Regions from separate parts of the Homo sapiens genome. Here region 2 is linked to region 1. The links are chromatin loops, found by intact Hi-C in ENCODE. Cell type or tissue: breast epithelium. All regions are shown on one strand. Links, peaks and the distances in the headings refer to the core of each region. The heading gives the core; the rest is flanking DNA. Region 1 overlaps NOSTRIN (nitric oxide synthase trafficking). Region 2 has its middle 13 kb from the start of G6PC2.

Evidence for each region. Peaks named below come from ENCODE experiments on the same cell type or tissue, not always from the same donor. Only the 100,000 strongest peaks of a DNase experiment are listed, where the experiment ranks them.
Region 2: it touches region 1 in a loop (19-fold over the local background); 4 of 110 quality-filtered maps call a loop at or near these places.

The regions. Positions count from the first base shown.
Region 1 is chr2:168,843,556-168,846,475 of GRCh38, reverse strand. The region is part of intron 8 of NOSTRIN (nitric oxide synthase trafficking); the gene reads right to left. Among named protein-coding and RNA genes, the nearest start is that of NOSTRIN, 42 kb to the right of the region's middle. In breast epithelium, for the core only: no CTCF peak of the experiment used is centred there; no DNase peak of the experiment used is centred there.
Region 2 is chr2:168,912,405-168,915,324 of GRCh38, reverse strand. No RefSeq gene overlaps it. Among named protein-coding and RNA genes, the nearest start is that of G6PC2, 13 kb to the right of the region's middle. RefSeq lists enhancers at 1,742-2,276, 2,277-2,812. In breast epithelium, for the core only: no CTCF peak of the experiment used is centred there; DNase peaks (open chromatin) are centred at 1,654 and 2,304; H3K4me3 peaks cover 805 bases; H3K27ac peaks cover 1,175 bases.

The sequences.
Region 1 (2,920 bases), core at 302-2,801:
AGTATCTACTACACTGCCTTGAATGTAGTTCAATGCATGTTCTCTGAAGGAATTTGTACATCCAACCTGTAGAGTAAAAAGGAATAAGAGAACACTTCGTAGGACCCTAAAATGAATTTTTATATTCAATTTGTACAGAAGAATGGTGAAAGAATGGAGAAAAAATGAAACTGAGAGACCCTAACTGTCCCATTTCCATCTCTCACACTTATAATAAAATTCCTCTTTGAGTCAATTCAGGCTGTTTTTGTTATATGTCTTCATGAATCTAACATTTGACACTTGAGTGCCATAAACATACACAAAATATGGCATACATAGAGTAATATGTGAGTCAATGACCTTCTGGTATAGACTGAGTATACACAAGCCCAGGAAATACCAACTAAGGGCATCATTATTGAGGGTTCAAGTGAAGCAAGAGTGACTGGACAGAAGTCGTCTCACGTTGTGGCTAATGGGCTTGAGATGGCTCTCAGGAGGCAGGAGAGAACTCAGAGGAAGGTGGGGTAGGAGAAGCTGTATGAACTAAAAAGGACACGGACTGAAACACTGGTGGCCTCCAGCATAGAGGTAGCAAAAATCCAGGATACAAGAGGGGAGAAAGAAAATGCTCTTCCTCAAGGACATTATGATGAGTAGATATTCCATGTGACTTGGATTCTAACAAAAAAAAAAAAAAAAAGGAAGAAAAAAACTAAAACTAGGTCTTAAATATTTTTAGAGCTGAAGTTGAAAGATGCCTTTTGAAATGTAAATGAATGTATACCTTGTTACCATCAGGAAGACTGTAAGAAAAGAGATAATTTCCATGATGCTTCAACATAAACACTGGGAATGCTGAGAAGGGGGAGTGGTGGTTGTAGGGGAAACATGTAGAGGATCTTAACAGGAGGAAAGGAAACTGAGATGAAGGAGAGGCGTAGCAAGAGCTTCTGATAATGAAGATAATCATAGCCTTCCCTAACATATATTGAAGAAGGCAAGCTAGTTATCAGCTACACCAGGTAGGACCCATTTATCTCCCATTGCTGCGATGTAGGTAGAAGGGTGATGAGGATAGAGACACTGAGGTGAAATATTTTTCTCATAGCCCTTGAAGGGTGGGTGCCTGGAAGATGGAGTGGGAGCAGAAATGTCTCTCCCATCTCCTAACAGGGCCATCCAAGGAAGCTGACCTCAGTGGAAAGACCACGGCTTCATCAGGAAGTGATGAGGTGAGGTGAGGCAAGATCAGAGCCCAGGTTGCAGAGCCAGATTTCAAATGAATCAAGTTAGAATTTAAATCCCTGACCTTTTCTCATCACCTTCATCTAAAATCTATCTAGCATAAACCAAGAGAGTACCCGGAGCTTATGTTCAAAGGTGTAAATTAAGGAATTTTTTCTCATTTGTTCCCCTCTTTGACCCAAGTTTTCATCTCTCCTTTAATTTCCCCTTTCTTCTCTAATTCTGCATCTATCCTGCTCTGAGTGGTTGAATTGCAAGAGATGTAAATGCAGCCGTTGGGTTTCCGCCTGCCATATAGCCTTTGCTCTCCCAGTTTTCAATGGGGCAGGAGCATAATGCAGAGGTCCAGGCTGAATCTTTTTTTTTTTTTCTTTTTGAGACGGAGTCTTGCTCTGTCGCCTAGGCTAGTGTGCAGTGGCATGATCTCGGCTCACTGCAAGCTCTGCCTCCCGGGTTCACGCCATTCTCCTGCCTCAGCCTCCCGAGTAGCTGGGACAACAGGCGCCCGCCACCACGCGCGGCTAATTTTTTCTATTTTTAGTAGAGACGGGGTTTCGCCGTGTTAGCCAGGATGGTCTCGATCTCCTGACCTCTTGATCCGCCCGCCTCTGCCTCCCAAAGTGCTGGGATTACAGGCGTGCCGCCCAGGCTGAATCTTAAACCATCTCAGGCTCATTGCTTCATCTTTCCAGCCTCAATGTTCTCATAATGTCATGATTAATACAAAACAGAAACACATGAATGTGCTTAGCACAGCCTAAAAGAGGAGCACTGAGCACCAAGTACTTGTTCCAGGCTGGCCATCAGATCATGGCTTTCTCCAATTGTATCTGCTTTAAACATTTTTTTTTTAAACTTAAAACAGGTGGGGAAAAATAAAACCAAAATATTCATGTTCTTACTCTCCAGAATTGATAGTTATTTAATTTGGTCATATTTATGTAGAGCCTGGGGTTGTACTGCTTCACCAGGGGCCGTGCATAAGCTGCGTGGCTGTTTCTGGCAGTTCTGTTGTATTCCCACCATGGGCTCCATTTCTGTCACTGAACACAGGGACAGTCCCCATGTATAAGTTTACAAACACACACATATAAACTCAGTATAGTTTGCGCATGAGTTTAAAAGAATGTTGATTTACACAGATTGTGTAAGTGGTATATTTCTTTTCCTCAACATCATGTTTTTCGAGGTTAATTCATGTTTAAATATAGTTTTAATTAACTTTTCATTGATGGATATTAGTTCACTTTCCAAATGCGAGCATATTTGAAGAGTAATTCTTCTCTTGATGGATATGAAGATTGCGTACAGTTTTTTCTCACATGCAATTATAAACAATTCTCCCATAAACATTCTTGTGCATCACTCTTGGAGTACAAATGTACATTTTTCTGTAGGATATATGCCTAAAAAGGGAACTGCTGCAGTAAGTACATGCTTATTTTAGTTTCACTAAATATCATTAAATTATTCCCCCTACAGGGGTACAATAATTCTTGTTTCCTAACATCCTTACCAACACTTGATATTGTCAAGTTCTAATTTTTGCCAAATAATCTAGCATTGTTTCATAGGCTTATCGATGATTTTGATTTCTCCTTTTGTGATGTGCTTGCTGACATATTTTGCCCATTATTATCAGATAATTTGCCACAATTCCTTCTTTATGTGTCTACTTTTGCCACTGAGA
Region 2 (2,920 bases), core at 170-2,669, 69 kb before region 1:
TTCCAAAAATATTCAGTGAAAGGAGGAATCGGTCTTTTTTACCTAGTATCACTGCCATGGAAAGACGATATCACTGGATGGGTGTCCTGGCAGCTCTTTCTTTCCTGGAACATTGCACATGCCCTGCTTTAAATGAAGGAAGCTTTTACTTTAGGCACTTAGTGTTTTTTGAATATGCTTTCTCATCCTTTCACGTGATAAAATTGATGTTAGACTGGGAACAATCTAGATCCCTTTGACAGGATATGCCAGAGGTGGGAAGAAAAAGTGGTTCAAGAAAGGATGAATTTGAAAAAGGATGGGTTAGAAGAAATGGGGAGTAAAGTTCCCAGTTAATTTATAGCTGGAAATAGTCACAAACCAATTCTTCAAGTCCACAGGCCAGAGGTATCCCTGGAGTCCACCCAGATCTGTTGCAAGTGAGCCCAGAATCAATGGAGGCCTCCCCCCAGGGAAGAGCCTATATTGAACTCACCCTTGCATCTCCAGCAGCTGAAGGCATTTAATACATTCTGGTCTGGTGGGTGGGTGAGTTAAAAGACAAGCATGGACAGAAAGGGCCCTAGTTAAGTCCGTGGAGATTTTAGAAGCTTTTTGGATCTGGATTTCTAATTTTGTTCATCCTCAAAAAGCCTGGCATCATGTAACTTGGTGTCAGAGTTGTGTTTCATTCAGGAAGCACATTTCAACAGCCATAAAAAATTAAAAAGTAAATTTTATCTTTATGTCTTTGAGAAATCCGTAATTACTCCACAATAAACTTACTAAAATGCTGTGTCAAAACTCTAGTCACTTTCCTCATTCAGCTCCGTCATGTAAGCTCTCCAACCTTACCTCCCACAAAGCCAAGTTTCCCTCTCCTTCCTTTCTTCTCATTCAGCCTATTATTATGTGATCTGCTTAGTATCTCTTCCAGCAAGAATTTCTTCTTTAGGATGTTGAGAAAGGGGAACTGGAGTTGGAATTTAATTATAGGATTTCTGTTGCAAGATAGCATAGCAGGAAGTCTATGGCTATTCTCACGTTAATAATTTTGCCCCATAACATCAGTTAAATTATCTCTCCATGTACTTTTTTATTGCTATAAAATTCAGATTCTAATTAGAATCGAATGTTTTAAAGACTGGTCCAAAATTGTTTAATAAAGTAGCACATTTCAAAACAGAGTGCTTTGTAGAAGTTATAGCCTTGTTCATTGCATGTAACTAAAATTAAAACAGTATCAAAACACATTAGCCAGGGTCTTATCACCTTCTTGCTCCACTTCACAAAAAAATTAACAATACATCTGAAAGCCTTCTGTGAAGATAGTGCTTCACAAAGAGCAAACAAAATAGAGGAGCTGGTTGGAGAGACAAAGCACAATATGTTGGACTGAATGAGACCCTCAGAGTTGAAGAATATCACACCGTGAATGAACCTTCCATTTTAACCCCATACTAAACTCCTCAGTTGAGAACTGGGTAAACTGAGGCCACCAACACTAAATGGCCTTCTGGAGTTTTAGTGGTTAGATGCAGGGCCAGGCTAGAATGTAGTTCTGATGACTCCAGTCCAGGATGCTGGTTGCTAAACTCCACGAAGGCCTTTGTACATCGATCTGCCTTTGAATTTCCTGGCACCTGCCTACCTGCATTCTGACTTCCTCTGGGATCCACATGTGGACCTGTGGCGCAACCTCTTGCTTGGCCAGGGTGAGCAGGGCATCAGCATTCCAAAGCTAAGAGAATAAGATACACACACACACGCACACACACACACACACACACACATCTCCAAAACTCAGACAGGAACATTTATTTTTATTTTGTTAAGTCAATGCAGTTTTCATCTAGAAATATAGCAAGAGCTCTACCATTTTTTTATTTGAACAATTGCTTAAAAAAAAAAAGAAAGGAATGATTATGTAGAAATGTTTTTGATGCAGAATTACTGAGCCTGGAGGCAAGGGGGCGGGGCGGGGCGGGGCGGGTGGAAGATAGTGCCCATCTTCTATTAGCAGCAGGATGTATGAGCACAGATGACAATCCGGTCCATGCTGTTCATCAGACAAAGCCTGAATCCTGGAAAAAGCCAACTCTTTGAACAGGAATTAGAGTGTGATCGGCTCAGTTGACGTACAGGGGTAGGTGAGTGCGAGAGTAAAGAAGCTCTTCTTTGTCTTCGGTAGTGCTGGGTTTCTTTTCCAGGCACACAGATGGCCTGCTCCCCCTGCAGCGCACCCAGATCCTCCCAGGGAGGCCGCTTCAGTTTCCACTTGGCCAGCGCCAGAAACGGGCTGCTGTGCTGCCAGCGCCTACGTTCCTCCCCGCGCTGCGCCAGGAGTCCCGTTCGGCGGGACCGCAGCTGCTGCCTTCACTCATTACCTGCCCCTGTCCTGGCAGCTCCTTCAGAACATATTGTTCTTTGGGGAAATATCATGGTTTTTGAACTGAGGACAGATTCTCTTCAGAAATCACATGGCAAAACATTAGAAAAAAAGAAAAACTAAGAAATTTAAAAATTCAGAACAGAAGACAATCGGTTTTATGCTAACTTTTATAACCTTAATCGTTGAAGCTTTTCCCCTCCTTTAGAGCAATTACTTCTATGCTGCCAAAAGAAATGAGAAGTGATTTCATCTGAGTCATTACTGTGCTCTCCCTCAAAGGATAGCAGACAGTAATTAGTACTCCACACCAGACCTGCCTCAAATTTGGCATAAACTGCATTCGTCCTTTACAGAGCCGAAAATGAAGCACTTCTAAGTCTTAGAATCTTCTCGTGAATTTCTGTCATTTGGCAGAAATTTCTGGAGTCGTTGCTTCTTATAGATCTTTTCTACTGTTAACTTTAAAAAAATAGACTTTTAACAATTGGCAAATGGCACCACATTACCTTCAGAGTGAAATCACCATCTGAAAGCATTCGAAGTAAGGGG